Regions from separate parts of the Homo sapiens genome. Here region 2 is linked to region 1. Evidence: read pairs that join two places in POLR2A ChIA-PET (ENCODE). Cell type or tissue: GM12878. All regions are shown on one strand. Links, peaks and the distances in the headings refer to the core of each region. The heading gives the core; the rest is flanking DNA. Region 1 overlaps LOC105375070 (a long non-coding RNA gene). Region 2 overlaps LOC124901321 (a long non-coding RNA gene).

The links. Peaks named below come from ENCODE experiments on the same cell type or tissue, not always from the same donor. Only the 100,000 strongest peaks of a DNase experiment are listed, where the experiment ranks them.
Region 2: POLR2A ChIA-PET joins it to region 1 with 10 read pairs; 2 of 35 experiments call an interaction of 5 or more read pairs at or near these places.

The regions. Positions count from the first base shown.
Region 1 is chr6:43,811,507-43,814,414 of GRCh38, reverse strand. The region is part of intron 1 of LOC105375070 (a long non-coding RNA gene); the gene reads right to left. Among named protein-coding and RNA genes, the nearest start is that of LINC02537, 39 kb to the left of the region's middle. In GM12878, for the core only: no CTCF peak of the experiment used is centred there; a DNase peak (open chromatin) is centred at 1,044.
Region 2 is chr6:43,992,852-43,995,759 of GRCh38, reverse strand. The region is part of intron 1 of LOC124901321 (a long non-coding RNA gene); the gene reads right to left. It overlaps SCIRT (stem cell inhibitory RNA transcript), which reads left to right. Exons shown (of 5, transcript NR_125864.1): 5 at 1-37. Among named protein-coding and RNA genes, the nearest start is that of LINC03040, 6.3 kb to the left of the region's middle. RefSeq lists an enhancer at 1,343-1,843. In GM12878, for the core only: no CTCF peak of the experiment used is centred there; a DNase peak (open chromatin) is centred at 1,541.

The DNA of each region.
Region 1 (2,908 bases), core at 97-2,596:
TTGGAAGAGTTTGGTAACAGGAAACAGCTGAAAAAATTGCCATTGAGCAAGGCATAGAAGAGACAGACTATAAAGAATGGTGCTGGCGGGCAGGGTGGAGGGCCTATTCTGGAAGGAATCTACCCTTGATTGGTTCTTAAGAGCCAGGAAGTTCTCACTCCACTTTAAATAAACCAAAACCAGAACCCAAAGAAGTGAATATAATGGGTTAGTTTATGCCAGAAGACCATTCATGGCACAGGAGGGCCTGTGCCCAGGGGAAGGCTTCATTCATACATCAAAATGCTGGCACATGTTAGCACATCCATAGGGCTCCAATTAAAATGAAATCTTTACATTGTACAGGTTTTCTTTCTTTATGATCATTTGTCAAACTAACCAACTACAAGCCTTGATGGTATTGGATAGGAGGGCCTCACCGCACCAATTGTAAGTCCTGCAGCAAAGGCTTTATCACTGAGCCCCTGTTTCCTTGTGGATTTTCATCTGCCCCACCTCAGAGGACCGTGAAGATTACCGGGCGAGCGAAGCAGCCAGTAAAGTGCCTGTCGTTAGCAAGTATCAATTCTCCATTCCCATAAATGGTCTCACCATCCAGCCAATTAAGCAACTCAGAAATCTCGGAATCATCCCCAGCAGCTCCCTCTCCTTCCCTTCCGAACTCCTTCTACACCTCGCCCATCACCAAAACCCTGCCAAGTCTCCTGCTGAAAAACTCCTGATTATCCTTGGAGCTCCAGCCTCATAGAAGCTGCCCTGGACCAAGCCATCACCCTCTCTCGCCTGAGATCCCTACCTGGCCCTGCTGCTTTCACTCTCACCCCCGCCCCAGAATCCAGCCTCCTCCAGCAGCAAGAGGGATGTTTTAAAACATGACTGTAATCATGTCACTCCTTTGCTTAAAACTCTCTGGCAACTTTCAAACCTCCTTCGAATGACTGAGAAAGCCATACACACACACACACACACACACACACACACACACATACACAGCTGCACCCGCCACCTGTCAGTTCCTCAGAATGCACTCTGCTCCTTCGCACTTCAGGACCTTTGTACACACTGTCCCTGCAGCTTAGCACAGTCCTCACCCCTTCCTGGCTCGTTAACGCCTACTCATCCTGCAGGCCTCTACTTAAATGCCATTTTCTCAGAAATACTTTCCCTTTCACTTATACTAAAAATATTTATTCAGCACCTTCTAATGCCAGGCATTATTCTAGGTCATGTCTTGGGAAGACAATCATGAACAAGACAGACAAAATCCCTGCCCTTGCCAGGTGCAGTGGCTCATGCCTCTTCGTGAACAGAGTGCCGAAGCCAATGGCTCAGCACTTTGAGGGGCTGAAGTGGGGGGATCGCTTGAGGCAGGAGTTCAAGGCCAGCCTGGGCAATATAGCAAGACCCCATCTCTACAAAAAATACCAAAAAATTAGCCAGGCACAGTGGTGTGTGCCTATAGTCCCAGCCTTGGGAGGCTGAGACAGGAGGGTCCACTGAGCCCAGGAGGCTGCAGTGAGCTATGATCATACCACTGCACTCCAGCCTGGGAAACAGGGCAAGACTCTGTCTCTTAAATAAATAAATAAATAAACCCCTGCCCTCACAAAGATTACATCCTAGTGGGGAAGAAAGGGAATGAATAATTAAATAAATACTATTTTCAGATGGTGATAATAAAGGCATCTGATCACAATATGATTCATTTTATTATTAGAAGAAATAAATTATTACAAAAAATTCATATTTTTAGTCGCTTAAGGAAATTAGGTTTGAACAATATATCAAAGGCATTTATTTATACCAGTGACTGTTGAAATTTAGTTCTAGAATGTTGTTTCTGTTTGTACAATTTTTAAAATGTGACTGTGGCATGTTCCTTCAGTCAAAAAATAAAATAGAATACAGTGGCACCACTCATGGATACACACACATGAAGACACAGACATTTGAGTCGCTTTTGAGGTCACACACATTTGAGGTCAAAAGTGACATGTAGAGACATCACAGGCTCTCATGGGTATACATAAAAACACACCAGACACAAAACATGTCCCACACACACACACACACACACAGTCATTTGGAAACACACAGAGACAAGAGGCCAGGATGTTAGCACCACTACCCCTGACCTCCCTGGCACCTCCTACATCCCCACCTGCCAAGCTTGACCCTGACTGCTTGAGGCACCATTGCTGAAGGTGGCATGTCTCCCTCCTCCAAGGACATCTTCAGGCCCTAAATTCTGCCCCTACTACCAACAATTACCCAGCAACCTGAGCCCTGGCAGAGGCCGAGCTTAAATTAAAATAAAGACAGATCAAGGTACATTGAAATTTTGTGGTCATTCTCTACTGTGACCTCTACTCACCCCCAACCCCCAAGCCCAGTATCACACTCAATACCTATCCCATCACCACCATAGACCAACCCCACGCACCCCACACTCACCGAGTGCACACACTCCCACTGGCCCTGTATGGCATGTCACTACCTCTGCCCACAGACCCAGATCCCTCAGGTCTAAGACAGGTGTACTCACTGGAAATCCACAGGCACATGTAACCCCCATCCTCACATCCCCACACTCACACCCACAAGTCACACAGTCCTATGCAAGCCTGTCCCACAGTACATGCAGATGCAGATCAGCCATTAGACTTCTCAGAAGATGGGAACATATGGGGTGTGAACCCCACACCCACACATACCCAAGGTCCATGCACTGCCCTCTCTCCTCACCACTACCTGAAAGGTGTGACTCACTGCACTTACACCCAGAGCCAGCCATGCAGGACAAAGTGGTACCTCTCCACCCCCAGCCCCCAGCCAGCCTCCAAGCCTCCCCATCACCCACTGCCACCTGACACCACCTGCCACACTGCCCGAGAGCATCCAAGAAAAG
Region 2 (2,908 bases), core at 125-2,624, 180 kb before region 1:
AAGAAGAATAAATTTTACAAAGTACCTAAGAAGCAAATGACCAGAAGCCACCGGACTGTTTTCTGGGGGCATTTATAGCTAGAGTCTGGGCCCTCTAGGCCCTCTGTCCCAGGGACAGAAAGCCTTGGTCCCTGGGACAGCCATGTGTGGTATCATCGTACAGTGCATGTGGGAAGGAATTCCACTCTTCAGTTGTGACAGGGCTGGACACACACACACATGTATACCTCTTGGCAGCTTCCCATCCTCATTCACAGTTGCAGGTTTGAGAGGGTATATCCCCCAGGTACCCTGAAGCCAGTCTCTGAAGCTGTCGAGGGTCCCCCAAGTCAACAGACAAGTGGTGGGGGGCAGGTAGCTAGTGAGAGGAAGGGGGAGCCTTCCTCCCCGCTTCATCCATAGCTGTGGAGTGAACTGGCCTGGGGTGGGTGGCTGCAGGGCTTGCCTTGACCCCTGCTGCACTGGTGTCCTCAGGCCTGGGGCCTCTTGTATGGCTGACTTTCCATAATATTTGTTGACTATAAATGTCCAGCCTGGGGCTGCCTGGGAAGGCCAGGTGTGTCAAGACAGCCAGACCATCACGACATTAGTCTTTGGGAGAGGACTGGGAGGTACACAAGATCCCACTGCAACTGGCTTCTCCAAAGAAAGACTAAATGCGATGATTTCTTCCACAAGAAAACTCCAAATGAAAAAGAATAGCTACATTTTACTCAGGTTTTGTGATCTGACTGGCATGAACCAAACATCTTTGAGGTGTGTGGCCATGTTGCCATTACACAGACAAGAAAACAGAGGCTCTGAGATATTGAGTAAAACCCCCAGGGTTACACAAGAAACTCAAGAGAGGACAAGTAGCATGATAGTTCCTTCCGACTGGGGGTCCCTGAGGACAGGGCTGCATCTCCCCTCAGACTGGGGCTCCCTGAGTAAGGGCTGTGTCTCCCCTCAGTCTGAGCCCTATCTAGGAGGGGCTTAGAGGAGGAGCTGACTTTGAACCTGCCTTCTTTTGCATCCACACTGGTCTCCTGGAGAGTCTTGGAGGGGCTGCTGACCTGGCTACCCCTGCTCTTTCTCACCCTGGCTGTCACCCCTAGTTCTAGCCTAGGGCTCTGCCTACAGGAATGCCATAGTGTGGGGCCATGGTTCTGACCAAGAGGGAAGTGGGGGAGGGTATGCACCAGAGGAAGCTGTCCCTTGGTGGCCATGCTAAGATCAGTGGGATGTCCCTGCAGCTTCCCTCCCTTCCTGACCAGGTCCACTGGGGGTCAGGACCACCCAGCTGATCCATGCCAGAGCCACACTGAGCAGAGGGCTGGCTGGACCCTGCCCTTCCCAGGAGGATCAGCTGGGAGAAGGGCTCCATTTGTGGAGGGGGCAGAGTGGAGTGCGGCCTCCTGCAATGTCCAGGAGTAGGTGCTCCTCACTCTGCCCATGACTCGCCAGCAAGAGCTGATCATGTGATGGGGGCCAGGTGGCAGGTGTAATAGGAGACAACATCCTCCTCGGCCTGCCCTGTGACTATATTAAGTTTTGTGCCCTGGCATTCCCCTGCCCCTGCCCCCAGGACTTTCCCTCCTCCCTCAAGGGATCCTACACTGCAGATAAAGGAGCCATCCCTCCTTCCCAGCCCCACTGTCTGAGGAAAGGAGCAGGGGCCTAATGAGGTCAGAGCCCACGGGTGGGGGAGCAAATGCAGTAAATTTAGCCTTTGGATGCTAATGAGCTGCAGAGGGAAGTGCCTGGGAGGGCCTTGGCAACCCTCAGACTCAGTCCTCCTCCCACAGCCGCCCACACATCACCTAGGTGCTCACAAGGGCACATGAAGAATACACTCACCAGCAGCTGAGACACAGGTTTACACTCTTAATTTTTATTTTTTAGAGACAGGGTCTCACTCTGTCACCCAGGATGGAGTGCAGTGGCACAATCTTAGTTCACTGTAGGCTTGACCTTCTGGACTCAAGTGATCCTCCGGCCTCAGCCTCCTGAGTGGCTGAGAACACAGTCATGTGTCATCATGCCTGGCTAATTTAACAATTTTTTTTTTTTTTTTTTGTAGAGAAGGGAGTCTTACTATGTTGCCCAGGCTGGTCTTGAACTCCTGAACTCAAGAGATCCTCCTGCTTTGACCACCCAAAGTGCTGGGATTACAGCTGTGAGCCACCACACCTAGCGTAGGTTTACATTCTTACAGGCCAATCCATATATACCCATACACCCAGGAGCCCCCAGGAGTCTATTATTACCGTGATAACCTGATAACCTTGTTCAGGAACTCATGTGTACACACCTCGCTATGCGTACAGTCATTCATGCATGCTTGCACACCCATGTGCTCACATGCATGCCACCCACTCCTGTTGGCATTTCTCCTAAGCCCCTGAGTCTATGGCAGAAGCATGTCATCTGGGAGCTGCAGGGCATTTGCACCCCATTAAAGGGCTCAATCCCTGTCCCCCCTCAATGGAACTCACCACCCCAGGAGCCCCAGGAAGCCCTGCCTTTTCCCCAGGGTGAGGGCAGGGGGCAGACACAGGGTTTATTAATAAACTTGTTCTTGACTGGAAAGGCCTATGCAGAAGCCCCAATCTCAAGCCAATCAGAGCAGAACTTTCCAGGAATGTCACCCAGAGCAAGCCTTCCTCTGACTCCAAGATTATTTCTCACCCCTGACTTCATCCCCTTGGTGTGTGTGGCTCCTGCCAGGCTCCACTGGCTCTGCCCGGCAGGCCTGCTGTCACCTGGCAGCTGGCATCTACCTTGGCCACTGCCCAGAGAAGGTCACACAGCACATGGGTGGTGGGGCCAGGATTAGAACTGCATTTGCTCTCACTCAGTCTTGCTCCACCCCACTCCTCCAAACAGAGCACAGCTGAGCCTGCTGTGTTGGGAGTGCAGAATGCCC